Regions from separate parts of the Homo sapiens genome. Here region 2 is linked to region 1. The links are chromatin loops, found by intact Hi-C in ENCODE. Cell type or tissue: MCF 10A. All regions are shown on one strand. Links, peaks and the distances in the headings refer to the core of each region. The heading gives the core; the rest is flanking DNA.

Region 1 (8,797 bases), core at 413-8,412:
ATCCTTAAAAAGTACCCCTCCCGGAGCCCCTTCCTTTTTGATCTACATCCAAACTGCTCAAAGAGTTGTTCTCACGCATCTTCATGTCTTCATCTCCCCATCAGTCCTCAGCCCACTGCAGTCTGGCTTCTGTCCCCCGGGTCCCCGTGACTTTGTGTGGGGGGAAGGAAACTTCGAATGTAGGCAGAGCCATGTTCTGCATATCACAGCTCCCCGAATGGCATGAATCCCATGTGTGAGAAAGAGCTGAGGCCTTGGGATGTGGTGGAGCGGGCCTGAGAACATTTATGGCACTGGCAGGCGGGATCCTGGAATGCCTATGCACGTATGGGCGTGTGCATGTGCGTGCTTGTGTGTGCACCTGAGGTCACACAGCAGTGGCAGCTTCACATCTACTACTTTGTTGCATCTAAGGCCTGCTGTGATGGGCCTGGCTGTGCTAAAGTAGGAACCATATCAAATTCCTATAATTGAGCTGCTTTGTGACTGTGACCACACTTCCCAAATCAAAAATTGAGACATGAGGTCTCATGATAGGCAGGACATTTAAACTGGGAAGCCCCCTTGCAAAAAGCTGGAAAAGCTGATGGCACACACACAGGAGACAGAAACCATGGCACAGCACCCTGCCTAGATTCTGAGTCAGCAAACTACGGTGGGTGCTGGCTCACAAGGCAGCCTCTATCTCTTCCAGGGCCTCACATGAAGGGGCTTCTGTTGCCTGATTGTAAGAAGAGAAAAAGCCAACAGGAGAGGCACTGGGGTGTTCCATGCCAATTGGAAGCAGATTCTCCACTCCTCCCCTGGACAGCAGCCACAGTCACTGCAAAGTGGAGGGATGAGGGTGGACTCAGTCGTCTCTCCCAGTGCTGAGAAGCTCAGATGCAACCATGGGCCCATTCACTGAGGGCCCAGCAGCTAAGCCTAGGTGACCTCTGGGCCTCTGCGGTCCTACAAACTCATTCCTATTAGTAACAGCATATGCTGGAAACACATCCTATCTTCCTTATTTTTCATGGGGGAAATGATATGGTTCACAGATGCCTGGGTTTGAACCTTGACTGTATAAAAACGGACTCACAGACACGGTCATGAGATAGTTACCCAGAGTGTAGAGTTTCTGTTTCTTAATGATCGGGCCTAATACAATGAGCTCTTTGTACCCCTGCACTATTATTTCATCACTGACACTGATCTTTTCAATGTCAAACAAACGTCACTCCTCATCTCTCTTCCTCTTTATGTTTTGAGGCCCCAGGAATCATCATTTCCTAAGGTTAGCATGCTATGGAATGTTATCTCAAGGGGAATTTTGACACGGAGGAACCAAAGTCATTGTTCCTTCATAGAGGGAGGCTGTGTACAGCGAGAGCAAACTGGGGCAGGGAGATATGTGCCCTTGTTTCCATTTCAGCAAGAAAGCACACCCTGCTATTAAAGTGTATCCCAAGAAATGGGTGGATGTCCAAGCTGCCATTCTGTCTGCACCGAGGGAAAACAATACATGCTTTTGTTATTGAAACTCATGTCCTGTTTTGATTCGAAACTCCAAGGTCATTAGTGACCAAAATGTTCTCCATCTCCTCTCTACTGTTTCAACCAAAGCAGAAGCTGAAAGACGGAAGGAAAAGATTTTGGGGACGAAAGTGTATGGCATGATGCGAGTTTACTATGGACTTGGAGACTCTGGGAATCCCTGGGAAGTAAGGAGATGCATGTCCCTGTTGGACTGGTGGAAAAGTGTGTGGAACTCACAATCGCAATGCAGTTTGTAAAAGGAATCATCACCAAAAATGGCTACCATGAGGGGAGAAAACTAGGGTAACTCAGGGGGCCCAGAACTCAATATGCATGTGGTTCCTCCAAAAACAACTGAGGCCATCAGTCCAAACTATGGAGCATGGATACAGAAGAAAAGCAACCGTCACCCATGGCAAGTTTTCAAGTCCATCAATGACCAAGAATTAGGAAGGCTTGGAGGCTTGGCTAGTGGAGAGGAATGTCAAGGCAGGCCCTTCCTTAGGTAAGTGGGTACAGATGTGAATTTTGCTAAGAATGATGGAATGATTTGTGCCTTCCTGTCAACACTGCCAAACTTCCTACCATATCTTAAACAAAATGGAAAAAAAAAAAAGACACAGTCATGGGGTTGGGCCTGCCTTATCCTTCACGTATGCAATGTGTATAACCCATGGACATTCATGATCCAGCAAACTTTCCATGAGGTGGTCTGCACTCAGGACGGCCCCGCAGAGCCCAGATAAAGATGCTGTCACGTGGCCAGGGGGCAATACAGTTCTTAGGAGCTGAAAACCCAGTTTTCTATCCTGCATCCAGAACACAGCTGCCTGGTTTCTCATATCTCTTCTTATTTTCCATGGTAGCAATAAAAGACTTATCTTGACAGTTTTTTCTAAACTTGAACTCTAGGGCTTTTCAGGAAGAATGAATTCCTCTGTTTGCTTTATAAGCAATGAATATTAATTTTAATAGATTCCTTTTTAAAAGACATAGGAATTTTTAAAAATACTTTTTAAAAAGCCCTATTGTCTTTTTAAAATGAATCCTTAAAATTGACATTAATTTCTTATAAAGCAAACAGAGTTAATAACTTATTACTTACCTTTTGATCATCTCTGCTGGGATGTGGCAGGGTCGCTAATAGCTAGCTGCCACTGGGCCAAATACTGCCACAGAGTGAGGGACCAGTCAAACTGCAGGCAATGGCTTTTGCAATGACAAAAGACGTTACATTCTTGTATCTTTCTAAGGTGAATGCTGGCTATTGCCTTCTTTAAGTCTAAGGAAAATAAAATAAACTTACCTTGAAAATTTACTGGGGCCTTCACCATCTTCATCATCGAAGTCCATTCTGAAAAGTCAAGATCACAAGTGAGCACTGATTATTAGGAGAACATTTTAACTGGTAACAGGAGCTGCTGGAACAAAAGGAGCTTTATTCACTAGGACTGCTATCCATTGATCCCAACCTTTGGCAGTGCTACAAGCAATATCTCTACACAGTCATCAAACGGGTTCAAGACAAGAAGAGGCAAAATGAAAGGTCTTCAGTCTAAGCACCACTAATTCTATGGCTGGGAATATTTAAGTATCAACTAGTCCCCTCCAGAACTCTATATGCCATTCCCTTCTTAGAACTCTTAGCAGACAATGGATTGCTCTGGCTATGATGGAAAGGTGTCTCTTCCTTTTCTCTCACCATCTTTGGGAATACCTGCACCCCTCTGCATCACCTATTCCACATTAAGACTTTTTTCTTAGTTTATCTTGTGGTATATTAAGAGCCTAAAAAGGCTCACGGGATTTTGAAAACAGAAGTTTTCAGGGTGAAGGGATCACAAGGGAAAGAGAAATACTACCGGTTGTACTGCTTAAAAATGTGGCTGGTCTTGATGAGTCAAAGTGAAAAGGACATTTAAGACTTTGCCCTATTAAATCCAGGACCACAAACATGGCTGTTGAGGGGAAAATGGCTGTTTGGGGCTCAAGCTACTCAAATCAGCTGTGCTTGTGGAAACTCACCAAGTAGTTATTCAGATTCACCCTTTACTGGGCCTCTCAGTGTAAACATAAGACAAAAAGACTTGATAGATATTTGTTGAACTAATACCTCAAACTCTTCTCAAAAAATCATGTCTCTGTAATGGTAATTCACACAATTCCTAAACATGTTAGGGCAGAGGGGGTACTTAATTGGTGTCAAGTGTACCCAGAGTCCTTGGGGAAACAAAATGAAAAATGATACAGATGTCTGAGCTTTCCTGGACATCCACGTGAGTGGAGCTCCTTGGAGAGAATGTCTCAGAGTCCCTGCATTCCCCATCTTGTTCTTTGTAGTCCTGGTGGACTGGATGAGGCACAGTTCCCATGGAATTCAAGGAGAAGGAAGGCCAGCCTGCCTGGCAGCCTGGCTTGAGAAACTCCTTGCCTGAACAGCTCAGTATCAGAATGGAGTGTGTATTAAATGACCACTGCTACAGATTCTAGAGCTGCTGGCCTCCCAGTAAGGGTGACCCATACCCTCAGGCTCTAAGGGCAGGGCTTCAGTGGCTAATGAGTGACTTGGAGAAGGCACAGGACACCCAGGTTACCAGGAAATGGCAGATTACACAGGGCGAGCCATCCTTGCATGGGCACACCCAAGAAGCTCCCAACAAGACAAATCCTAGTCTCTAGGGGTTTAGGTGCAAACTGAGGGACCTAGGGACTGGAATTAGGTAAGGCAAAGAAGTATTTTCTTCTTAAAATTAGTATCTTTTGTTTTTGTTTTGTTTTATGTACTGCGTAGCCAAAGTCCTAATCTTGGCCTTATTTTGTTTGGAATGACCTGACGGGATCCCCTGCTAATTTGGAATCTCTGGTTCTCGGACACAAGGGTTATACTAACAGTATAAGAACAAAAGGAGTTACATAACTGGAAAAGATGACAGTAATGATAACAGAAATACCTACGCACAAAAAGAAGAGGAGATGGGGTAGAACAGTGATAAGAAAAAAAAAAAGTACAGTTAAAGGGCCTTACAGACACCACTAAGAGAGACAGACACACACCTCTGCAAGGTAGTTTGGGAAACCAGGCACCGGGCAGCAGCTTTAGAGTTGCCGATGTTGTGGACAAGTGGGAGCTGAATGCAAGACTTTCTAAACGAATCAAAGCTATCAATATTCTGCATAATTACTAAGCCATCACCCCACCTTTCTCGGAAAATTACATCGCGAAGGTAAGCACCAAAAATGCTGTAACCAAATTCACCCGGTGTTCTGCAGAGCCGCAGAACCACGCTGCCACCTAGTGTTCACCATGGGGAAGAGCGATTTTGCCGTCCACATGAAGGTTATTTAACACCCCGTGCGTGCTGTCAAAAACATTTCAGCGTTAAGAAAAAGAAATAGCAGTTTCAACATTCCAAAGAACTCATGCAAGCATTTAACAAAACCACAAGTGGGTGTGAGACATACAGTTATCTTTAAAATTCCTTTTAGCTCAAGTTGGTATGAGTGTGATTGTCAGTACTCCTGCAAAATGCAATTTATAAGCCAGCCCTCTGTCCTCAGCCTTCATGATCTTCGGGGTGTTTAGGGTGACCAACCATCCTGATTTTCTCAGTATAGGAGTGGAGATACCTGGGATCTAGGACTTCAGTGCTAAAACTGGAAAAGTCCTGGACACACCAGGATGGTTGGTCACTTTTGTTTTTGCAAAGAGTTCTGTTCTTTACCCAGCCCTTTGTGGGACCAGACAGATAAGGAAGTGAGCCCCATGGTAAATAATACCACGCTGGCCAGGTCAGCTGTGGCTCAATCAAGCAGAGGGTATGAGAAAGAGATGGCCTTGCTCCAGAGCCAGAGTCTTCTGAAGTCCGCCGGGAACTTGGGAACCAGCATTTGTCTGGGAAAATTAGGGACCCAGATCCTGTGCCTCACACCTGTGCATGTGTACAGCCATCAGCTCTAGGAATTCGGAGGCGAACCAGGAGGTAAATCAGGACACAAATGTTTAAATACTCAGGATGACTCAATCCACCCGAAAACAGTCTCACTGGCTCATCAGCAACATGGAAAACAATGCAACCCTGGAGGACACAAAGGATCTTTTAGAGCCACACCTGCCAAGATGCTGCTGCTTTGGACTGCTATCACCATCTTGGATTCTCTACTTTACATAGGACTACCATAAGCTGTGCCTATTTCTTTTCTATAAGTCTAAGTAAATCATCCTTTGTTTTATATCTTGTATGTGTCTCTATTACACAGCAGCATCTGGATAATAAAGGAGAGAAATCAAAATATGACTTTTAAGTCCTATTGTACTCACTTTAATTCAACACAGTGAATGGATGATAGAAGAGTCTTCAAAAAGGGGGCTGAAAATGCATTTTACTGTACTTTTCCGTCGATGAGCCTGAATGCCTGCCTCGACAGAAAGCCATGATAAGCATTTCTGAACTTGCAGTTAGTTGTGAGTGAAGTGAAGCTCCCTGACGGTGACTGTAATCATAATAATGCTTCATCAAATACGAGCCTCTAAACAGAAGTCACTTATGCTCTAGTGAGATAAAAGGGCTGGTCCCACAGTGACAGTAAAGGAGTGATCCTGGGCCAACCCAAAGCTTCTGCAACAAGTGAAGTGTCAAGGGCTGCTGGAAAATGCTCCTCCTTCAGAGCCTGGACTGGCCAGCCCAGACTGCAGCAATGCTAGCACATAAAAGTTCACCAAGAGAAACAGCTGCTTACATAAATATACCTGCAATTTGACCACATTCCAGCAGCTCCCAGGGTTACCTTAGAGGGAGATGGCTACAAGTAACTTGAAAATAGTCCATTGGCTATAAGTAACTTGAAAATAGTTTTTCCTCAGTGATGCTATTTTAGAAGCCCAGCATCGGACTCCAAGTGGAAAGGGACTGACACATCCCTGCCCTCAGCCTCCACCCTCCAACCCATCAAAAGCTGGCTTTGAGATGGGCACAAACCCTAACTAGCCACTGCTGCTTCCCCCAACTGAATTTGCCCCAGTGAAGCCCCCCACCCCTCACCACCCTGTCACTGAGATCAGGGAGGTTACTACAAACATGCATTCCAGGTGACTTGCTTCAGCTCATTTCTCCCACGCATGTGGAATCACTTTTGAAAGAATCTGGGACTTTGGAACCTCCACCTTGAGTCCCAAATGCTGGGAGAGCAGGCAGCTCGCTAAGACACTTACTGATGAAGGCTGTCAGGGAAATGGGAAGAAAGTTAAACCATGAAGATCCACAGTGCTAGGCCCGGCGGGAGGCCTGGAGGATCCCAACTGCAAGACATTGGTTCTAATTGGCTTTGGAACACTAGGGTGGGAAGGGGGGTTATCCTGGAAATTTGGGATACTTCCCTCCATCAGAATAATCAGGTCAGAGTGGGAAGACCTAGGCAAGGAATGGGGGTGTGGGAAGGTCCTTGCCAATGCCACTACCCCCTTCCACCACCCCCATTCCTCCTCTCTCTTCTTTCCCCTCTCTCTCTGAGTCTCTCCACCATGTCCCACATTCTCAGATGGAAAAGGGAGGTGGAAGAACACCATGCCATCAGTAGGGAGGGCAGTGGGAAATGCGTGCCATGGCACAGGAGCAGGGGCCTGCCATGGGGTTACCTGCATTTCGATGAGAGTGAGTGACTTCCATCAGGGTCTCCTTTGTACTTAGTTAAGTGTTTAGGCTGTGGTTGAAGGAGCTATTATCATGAGCTTCTAGAACAGCGGAGGCCTCAGTCATAGAATTTCAGCAAAACATGTAAAAACGTCAGATGCAAGAATTACTATGGAAACGGCCCTGTAAAAATGGAGGTTTCTTTGCTTAGACACAGGATACATCTCTAAGCCATTGAGGCTTGGCAAGTGGAATCATGGTTTGTGTGCCCCCTCCCTCCGGCAGGGAAAAGGAAGTAGGAGTGAGGATGGTGGAGGACAAGCACCCTAGAGAGGTCAAGCCCATTGATTTGCCTTCCACAGGTCCTGCCCTTGCCCCTGGGTGATTTGTCAGCAATTGCTGCTCATCCTCCTTCCTCTCTCATTGCTTTTCTTGATGTTTCATTCCCTTGGCTTTAAGTGGAACTCCATGCTAGGCTCTGTCTCTGCCTGCTCAGGATCCACATCTGCCTCCAGTGCCACGCTGTGTGTGTGACCCGGGAAGGAAAGCACAGTGGTGCAGGACTTCTTCAGAAATGGGACTGAAGCTAGATGCAGTGGCTCATGCCTGTCGTCCCAACACTTTGGGAGGCCAAGGTGTGAGGATTGCTTGAGGCCAGGAGTTCAAGACCACCCTGGGCCACAGAGCGAGACCCTGTCTCTAAAAATAAAATAAAAAGAAATGGGACTGGGTCCCCAGTCAAATCATCAGCTCGGGGAGCAACCACAAATCAGGGTGTGGACACCAGGCTGGGGTCAGAAACATGGAGGCCGAGGAGGGAAGCAGCCTCGGCTCACCGCAGCCCAGGCCCTACGGGAGGGGAAGAGGAAACTCCTGGCAGAGGCTCAGAGGCGACTTCCCAGCACAGAGACGGTTTCTGGTCCTGTAAGTACTAGGCTGGGCCTGAGCATCTCTGCCTGGACTTGGTCCTGACTCAGCCCACCTCCCTCCTCACAGAGCCCTGTGCTGGCCTCTTCTGGAAAAGGACTTGGGCAAGCAATGGGGCTCTGTCCTCAGGGAATGCGAGTTAGAGTGCACATAGACATTTAAAATAATTTTAAAAGGCCTGGAATTGTAAAAAAAATCAATTAAGTTGACACCTCTTGTCTTCTTTTAGCAACTGCTGAGTTTAGCACCTAGTTAGCAAGAATGGCTGGTTGAAATCGGATGGCTGGGTTTGCAGGAAGCCCCAGCGGTGAGCCACATCATTTATTACAGAGTTGATCTGTGGAGCTTTGCCCCAGGCACCAACACTGCTCATTATAGCTCTGCTGGTTCTGCTGTAAAGATGGTGGCAGCTGCAGAGAGAGAAGTGGCTGTATCAGCACCCAGCGAGTGCAAGTGAGCGTGCTGAATACAGGGAAAGCTGGCATAACCACTGAGCTCTGCTGCTGGGCTTTTTAACCCTCTCCCTCATCATAAAAATCTCAGGCCCTCCTTTAGAGACTATACAACACACATAACAGTCTTTTTTCCAACCTAAAATTACAAGGCTGAATATGCTTTTGCATTCTAGCCACACTCCATCCCAGATCCTGATACTTCCCATTGCCTCCACTTATGCCCCCTTTAAGAATCATATTGGACCACCTAAAAACGGGCACACCCTGCAG
Region 2 (8,797 bases), core at 296-8,295, 200 kb before region 1:
AGCATCTGGCCCTTGACATATGGCCATGGTCTGTGAGTCTTTGGTGCATTGCAGTTTCCCTTCTAACTGGTCATTATAAAAAATGTACTTTTATTTTGTAAAAATAAAATAAAATAAAACAGCATCTTGCTTTGTTGCCCAGGCTAAAGTGCAGTGGCGTGATCGTAGCTCACTGCAGCCTCAGACTTCTGGGCTCGAGCGATCTTCCTCCCTCAGCCTCTCAAGTAGCTGCGACTACAGGAGCTCGTCACTATGCCCTGCTGTGTGTGTGTGTGTGTGTGTGTGTGTGTGTGTGTGTGAGAGAGAGATGGGGTCTTGTTATGTTGCCCAGGCTAGTCTTGAACTCCTGGCCTCTTCATGATATCCTCCCACCATGGCCTCCCAAAGCACTGGGATTACAGGCATGAGCCACCTCTCCTGGCTTAAAGATGTATTTGTAAGGTTTTGTTTTGTTTTTGTTTTTGCCACAGGGTCTCACTCTGTCACCCAGACTGGAGTACAGTGGTGCAATCTTGGTTCACTGCAGCCTCAACTTCCCAGGCTCAAGTGATACTCCCATCTCAGCCCCCTGAGTAGGTGGGGCTACAGGTGCCCACCACCATGCCTGCCTCAGCCTCCCAAAGTGCTGGGATTACAGGCATGAGCCACCTTGCCTGACTTATAGAAGTATTTTAATTCCCATATTCCTCTCTTGAATTCCTATCAGACGAAGTAACCTTATCCTCCTAAGACTGTTTGTACTATACTATATTATATCTCACGTCCACATTATTACCAGTGAAATACACGTTATTATGTAGGCAGTGGAGGTTGCACATATCATTTACAAAATAAGGCTCTTCCTGTAGAAGTCACACCTGTCTTCCATAGCAACTGGTTTCACAAGTCTATCTAGGTGTTTGTCTCCTCCTCTAATTTCAATCTAAAGCCCTTCTGATCTGGACGCCCTATCTCCAGGACACGAATATTAATCTTGACCCTCTTGAGGGACATTCCTTCCCTAGTCATGTGTCAGTTTGCTGTTTCACAGAATGTTGATGTTTCGTGTTGTTGAAGTGTTCCAATATTTGGAGACCCCGATCGTCAGAAATTTCTTCTTTATGTCTAACAAATTGCTCCTGCTTTAATTTTGAAATGGGCACTCCAGGAAGGGAGAGTTCCACACATCTCCCTGATCCCCAGCTCCCACCCCCCACCCCCCATAATCTTACAGTGAAGAATAGAGATCCATGAAGCCCATTCCTTCTTTCATGGCACCCTGCCCTGGAGTCTGATTCTCCCATGTTTACAGAACAACACCAATCATGGGTGACTTGGACACTCCATTTTATGTTTTTATTTTTATTTTTCACAAATTTGTGTATCATACTCATGCAGGGTCCATGCTAATCTTCTCTGTATCATTCCAATTTTTGTATATGTGCTGCTGAAGTGAGCACTATTTTATTCTTTTTAAATCTAATGAGATAAGGTTTATTTTGTTTCCTCGTGTAATTTCAAAAGAATTACTAGTTTATCAAATTTTAAGCAACATATTGTTAGGAAAATAATGTGAAAAGTGTCTTTCTCTTTGCCACATCAAATAAGAAGAAGGGATAGATTTTTTAAAAATCAATAACTTCTGAAAACTTACAGAGGAAAGTCTGAACAAATTCACTTTAGATGACGAAGTCTTTGAAGAATGAGGGGACTGCTCTCAAGATGACAGTGTGAAGAACATGATATAAATGGATGAAATGGAATTCCAGAGAGGTTCCTTTTCTGTGATCCTTCACTATTCTTACCTTGCCAATCTGTAGCCCTGAATAAACACAAGCAGGCCAGGTGCAGTGGCTCACTCCTGTAATCCCTCCCAGCACTTAGGAATGAGGAAGTGGGAGGATCGCTTGAGCCCAGGAGTTCGAGACCAGTGTGAACAACATGTAAAACCCATGTCTCTATAAAACATATTAATGAAAAAAATTAGCTGGCCATGGTGGCGTACACCTGTGGTCCCAGCTACTTGGAAGGCTGAGATGGGAGGAGGATCACCTGAGCCTAGGAGGTTGACACTGAAGTGAGCCGTGATTATACCACTGCACTTCAGCCTGGGTGACAGAGCAACACCCTATCTCAAAATAAATAAAAACACAAACACCTGTCTCCTTTGTTCTTCATCATGGGCTGCTGTGCTTGGCTGTGGAAATTGGTATCTCATTGCACAACATCAGCCGTGCCTTCAATATTGCTCACGAGTCTTCTTACTCATGAGACTTCCTTGTTGATGTCCTGTTCCCAATCAGACCACACCTGTTATCATACACAATTCTGGAGCCACATATACAGAGAGATTGAGACAAGCTGAAGCATGTGCAGAAGCTTAGAAATTCAACCTGTGCCTTGTGAGCAGTTCTTGAAAGAATGTTTGATGTTTAGTTTGAAGAACAGGAGAGCTGATTTCTGAAGTCCAATAGTCATTCAGGAGGTTCCAAGAACTAGAACTTGGACTAATTGGCAAGAATTGCAGAGAGAAGGATTCAAGGGTCAGTACAAGGAGGGACCTTACAAAAGTTCTCCAAAAATAGAATGGGCTCCCTCAGGAGAGAGTTCCCTTCACTGGAGCTGATTATGTCAAAGTCTAATCTGTCACAGGTGGCTGAACTAGAATGCTGGGATCCCTTGTAACCAAGAGGGCCCATTATTCTGTGTTGTAGCTTTCAAATTTATTTTTTAAATGTTTTTTTGTTGCATTATGTACAAGAGATACATCATGATGATTAAAATTGGGCTTTTGCCAGGGAGGAGGATAAGAAGGCAAAAAAAAAAAAAAAAAAGGATAATTACTGCATGGCATTAGAAGTGCCATACTAAAAGGTCGTCTAAGAGCACAAAAGAGGAAGTGACTACTGAAGAAGTCAGAGGCTTTTCATGAAGGAGGTGAGTTTTAAGCCCAATCTTGTAGAATTGAGCCAATGTGTCCATAATCAAGAAGGAGCAAGTACAGTCATTTTGGAAAATAATGTGGAGGTTCCTCAAAAAACCAAAAATAGAATTACCATATGACTCAGCAACTCTGTTTCTGGGTATATATCCAAAGGAATTGGAATTGGAACATCTAAGACATCTGCACACCTCTGTTTATTTCAGCATTATTCACAACAGCCAAGATAGGAAGCAACCTAACTGTTTAGCAGTGGATGAATGAATAAAGAAAATGTGGTATATACACACGCAATGGAATACTATATACAACCTTTAAAAAACAAGGAATGTCTGTCATTTGAGACAACACAAATGGAATCAGAGGACATCATGTTAAGTGAAATGAGCCTGGCACAGAAAAACAAATAATGTATCATCTCACTTATATGTGGAATCTAAAAAAGTTCAATCACATGCAAATGGAGAGTAGAAAGAAGGGTGGGTACCAGAGGCTTCACAGAGAAGGAGGGATAGAGAAAGGGGAGTTGTTAGTCAAAGGGTACAAACTTTCATTTAGACTACAGATAAGAAATAACATAGTGATCTACTGAATTGCATGGTGACTATAGTTAATAACAACATATATTTCAGGACCAGGCACGGTAGCTCATACCTGTAATCCCAGCACTTTGAGAGGCCAATGTGGGTGGATTGCTTGAGCTCAGGAGTTCAAGACCAGCCTGGACAGCATGGTGAAACTCCACCTCTGCCAAATATACCACAAATTAGCCAGGCATGGTGGCACATGACTTTGGTCCCAGCTACTTGGGAGGCTGAGGTGAGAGGATCACTTGAGCCTGGGAGACCAAGGCTGCAGTGAGCTGAGATCGTACCACTGCACTCCAGTCTGGGTCTCAGAGTGAGACCTCATGTCAAAAAACAAAAAAAAAAAAGTCAAATAAAATAAAAAAAATATTAAAAAAGAAATAATAATGTATATTTCAAAACTGCTAAAAGTATAGATGTTTAATATTCTCACCACAAAAAAGTGATAAGTTGGTAAAGTGATTGATATGTTAATGAGCTAGATTAATCTCTACAATGCATACATTGGAGATCAAAGCATTACATTGTACTCCACAAAAATACACAATTACTTGTTAATTATAACTAATAAATTAGTAGAAGGAAGAGCCATAAGCAAAAGTACAGGAGAATTAGATGTGCATGTTGTGTGTAGCCTAATGAATATAAATGGCTTTAAATGACACTGCACCTTTGCTTTCCAACAAAAGTTAAACTTTCATTTCCCCTGATTCAATCAGCAGACTTTTACTGAGCACTTATACTGTATACGATATTGGGAGGTGAGAAGCTTTAAAGCTTTAAAAGTAATCTAAGACCCGATTTTTAACAACCTTATAAGAGCTTAAGCTCATGATGCCTTATGTTTGTTATGAGACCACAAGAAATTCTTGAAGACTTGAAGCCCAGGGATGAAAAGATTAAATAGGTGTTGTAGAAAGTTGTGATGTCTTGTATGAGGTGGTGCGGACTTCAGAGCCCTTGAGGTTAGGAGACTTCTGACCTGGTGTAGCGAAGCTGGAAATAGGGAGGAAGGGATGGAGTCAATAATTATTTCAGAAGTAGATATGACAAAACTGAAATATGGGAATGGTGAGGAAGCAGGATCAGTTGAACATGACTCAGAAATTTCTGGTTAGAGTACTGAGTGGAAGATGAAAACATTGCAGGAACACGAGATGATGAAGAGTCTGATTTTAAATGTGTCAATTTAGAGGTGCCCAGGGACATCCAGTTGGGACAATCTGATGATTCTCAGAAATATGGGCCTAGAGCCCAGGAGAGAGAAATGGAGGCTGATAATAACAAGGTGGAGTCACTGTAAATCAATCATCTCTGCCCTGGATGCCTTCCCTCCTTTCCTCTGGAAATAGAGCCTCCTTTATTCCAGGAACAGCTCCTCTATCCTACCTCACAGTCCCCACCATGAGGCTCTCTTTGGAACTGCCAAGTTCCTCCATCACCACATTCCCTGGCCACTGTTGCCTGATCCAGAGGCAGGTGTCTGACTCAAGAGAAGCTAAGTATGATTGCTTCATGGGGATGTTTTTAAAATTTAAACATCCAGCATGTACAAAAGTCTACAGAATAGCATAATGTTCAGTGTGTTGTCCTGGGTCTTAAAAAAACAAACAAACAGAATAGCATAACAGACTCCCATCTGTGTAATACCCAGCTTCAACAATGATTCATTGACCTATCTTGGTTCAGCCATACATCCATCTTTTTCCTCCGTCGTCATATTATTTTGAAGCAGTTACCAAAAATCTGGGATTTCACTCTCTGGTATTGGAAGGTGTAGGATGTAAATAGACAGGAGTGGTTTGCAGCCATGCTTCTCTCATGTTGAAAAAGCCAGTCTAAAGGAAGAAAAGATGAAACTGACATAAAGAAAAAAATAGGAAGAAAGAGTTCTGGAAGCTTTTGAGTCTGTGGTTCCCAATGTTCCAGAGTCCTCTCCACAGTTTGATTGTTCACATCTGTAGATTCTCTGAGCCCAAAATCTTCCTTCCAGCTTTAACTAGGTTGAGTAGGATATCAGTCCCTTACTACCAGGCATTCTGACTAATACATATCAGTATTCACCTAATGATTGAAGCCATCCTGGGAGGTCGTTCTCTCTTGTAAAAACAGCTTCCCTCCCCTCTGAATGTCCAAATCCTTTAACACAAAGGTCACCTCCTTCATGGCAATTTCCCTAATCCTAGTAGCAGGAAGTGGCCTCTCCTATTCCTGAATCACAGGGCACCTTATCTACACACCCTCATGGTGTGCCCTGTGTTCTCTTATTTTACAGCCATTTGGGTGCATGTGCTAGCTTTTTGCTACAAACTGTAAGCCTCTTGAAAACATACAAAAAGACTTGAAGTGGTTTTTTTTTTTATTTCTCATCTCACCTCTCAACATCATATACAGTATAAGTTCTTGGTAAAAGTCTGCTGATTGAATGAGGGGGAAAAAGTTGAACTTTTGTTGTTAAATAAAGGTGCATTTAAAGGTTGAGAGAAATGCATGGAAAGAGATTCAGGGCAATTTCCCTAGTCTTCTTACATCAATTCTGTGCAATAGAAAGGGAGTGTATAATAATCATTCAGAAATACAGTCATAATAAAACCAAGAAAGCAGCACCCTAATTATATAATATTAATTTAATGAAAACATAATGGCTACCAATATGAAACCATGGTTACTGCCTTTTTCAATAAACTCCATAATGAAAATGTACTGGACTATATTTTATTTCACCTAAAAGGAGTATGCTATGCTTTAGAGTTCTCAAGCTTTATCATGCACTGGAATCATCTGGAAGATCCTGTTAAAAGGTAGGTTCTGATTCAGTAGGTCTGGGGTGGGTTTGAGAAGATGGCTTTCTGACAAGGCGAGCTCCCCAGTGATGCTGATACTATGAGTCCATGGGCCACACTTTGAGGAACAAGAATGTATACCAGTGATTCCCAAAAGTGGCTGCCCAGTGACGCCATCACGGAGCTTCAGAAACTAATGACGCCTGTGTCCCACCCCAGATCTTGTGATTTAATTCATCTAGGGTGTGGCTAGACTTTGGAAATTTTAAAGATCTCCAAGTGATTTGAATATACAGACAAGTTTGGGAATTACTGCTCTGTTCATTACAGAATTAGACTCTGAATGGCCAGATCTGGGTTCCACCTCTGCTACTTTCAGACTGGCTGGGTTATCTTGGGAAAATCAGTTCATATCTCTGATCTTCAGTTTCTGATCTCCAACAGGGAGGTCATAAATCCATTGATCACATTTTCAAGAAACAAACTAGAGAAGGTGTAGGGGGATTTTTGTAGCCTCTAAAGTTCTGCGTGGATATGAAGAATTACTGGGAATGAGTCTGGATCAGAACTCTCCAATATGATAGCCGCTAGCCACATTCAACTATTAAGCTCTTGAAAGGTGGCTAGGATAAAATGTGGAAAATATTTAAGCCAGGCGTGGTGGCTCATGTCTGTAGTCCCAGCTACTCAGGAGGCTAAGATGGGAGGTTCTCTTGAGTCCAGGAATTCAAGGCTACAGTGAGCAATGACTGCCCCACAGCACGCCAGCCTGGGAGGCAGAGCAAGACTCCTGTCTCTAAAAAAATTTAAAAATAAAGGGGAAAAAAGAAAACATTTTAGATATCTTGGATTAAATATATTAAAATTGGCCAGGCACGGTGGCTCACACCTGTAATCGCAGCACTTTGGGAGGCCAAGGCGGGTAGATCGCCTGAGGTCAGGAGTTTGAGACCAGCCTGGCCAACATGGTAAAGCCCCATCTTTACTAAAAATACAAAAATTAGTAGGACACGGTGGCACGCACCTGTAGTCCCAGCTACAAGGGAGGCTGAGGCTGGGTAATCCCTTGAACTTGGGAGGTGGAGGTTGCAGTGAGCCAAGATTGCACCACTGCACTCCAGCCTGGGTGACAGAGTAAGACTCCTTCCCCAAAAAAAAAAAAAAAAATTAAAATTGACTTCACCTCTTTCCCTCTCCCTATTTATTTACTTAGTTTTTTTCAATCCTGCTCCTTCTGTAAGTTTTTGTTTGTTTGTTTGTTTGTTTAAGAGACAGGGCCTTGCTCTGTCACCCAGGCTGGAGTGCAGTGGTGTGATATTGGCTCACTGCAGCCTCAATTTCCTGGGCTTAAGCGATACCCTACCCTAGCCTTCTGAGTAGCTGGGACTACAGACACATGCCTGAACACCTGGCTGCCTGGCTTCCACCTGTTTGTTTGTTTGTTTGTTTGTTTGTTTGTTTTTGCAATGTGGCTATTAGCAAATGTAAACTTATATATGTGGCTCACCTTGTGTTTCTATTCAACAGTGCTGGCCTAGACTTTTTAAAGAAATGGCAGATGGCAAAAAAATTAACTTTACATTCCCAACTGCTAACACAGGAATTCTAAGTTCCTCCTAAATCCAATACAAATAAATGTTGAAAAGAATATCCTAGATGAATGAGCTATTTCAATGTGCTGTCAGTCATTAAACGGAAACATTCTTAGGATCAGGGTGGGATACACATAATATTACATACCTGGAGGTAGAGCTCAAAGGAAAGGTACACTCTATTTACAAAGGAGAAAAGAGATGGGCCATCACTGAAAACAGATGTTGTATGGAAAAAAAAAATACTAGTTTTGAGGCGGGGGGGAACAGCAAAAAAAGAGCAATCAGGAACTAATGTCTCCACCTCTCATTTTCTTGCCCATGTGCCTCCCGAGCCTTATCACAGTCCCACAAGAGAGACTGAATTCCAATGGCTGGGACTTCTTGGCCAGAGCCCAGAGCAGTAGAGAATTCTGATCTAGATTCGGGATGTGATACAACCAGCCTTGCCACTTGCAGCATGTGATTGCTTGTATTAGTGCATTTTCATGCTGCTGATAAAGACATACCCAAGACTAGGGCAATTTTACAAAAGAAAGAGGTTTAATGGACTCACAGTTCCACATGGCTGGGGAGGCCTCACAATCATGGCAGAAGGTGAAAGGCATGTCTCACATGGTGGCAGACAAGAGAAGAGAATGAGAGCCAAGTGAAAGGGGTTTCCCCTTATAAAACCATCAGATCTCATGAGACTTATTCACTACCATAAGAGCAGTATGAGGGAAACTGCCCCCATGATTCAATGATCTCCCACTGGGTCCCTCCTACAACACATGGGAATTATGGGAGCTACAATTCAAGATGAGATTTGGGTGGGGACCCAGCCAAACCATATCACTGCTGTAATTAATCCACTGTACCAGAGGATTTCATAGTAGGTAAGGACACTTTGTGAGGTAGGGGGGTCCAGCACAG

What was found. A loop is a pair of places that touch in the nucleus more often than their neighbours do. Peaks named below come from ENCODE experiments on the same cell type or tissue, not always from the same donor. Only the 100,000 strongest peaks of a DNase experiment are listed, where the experiment ranks them.
Region 2: a loop joins it to region 1, with 17 times the contacts of the local background. A loop is called at or near these places in 3 of 110 quality-filtered maps.

Annotation. Positions count from the first base shown.
Region 1 is chr15:80,452,004-80,460,800 of GRCh38, reverse strand. It overlaps ARNT2 (aryl hydrocarbon receptor nuclear translocator 2), which reads right to left. Exons shown (of 19, transcript NM_014862.4): 3 at 2,825-2,872. Among named protein-coding and RNA genes, the nearest start is that of ARNT2, 52 kb to the right of the region's middle. In MCF 10A, for the core only: a CTCF peak has its summit at 4,810 (motif pointing left); a DNase peak (open chromatin) is centred at 4,840.
Region 2 is chr15:80,656,414-80,665,210 of GRCh38, reverse strand. It overlaps the pseudogene RNU6-380P. Among named protein-coding and RNA genes, the nearest start is that of ABHD17C, 34 kb to the left of the region's middle. In MCF 10A, for the core only: a CTCF peak has its summit at 4,917; DNase peaks (open chromatin) are centred at 2,260 and 4,920.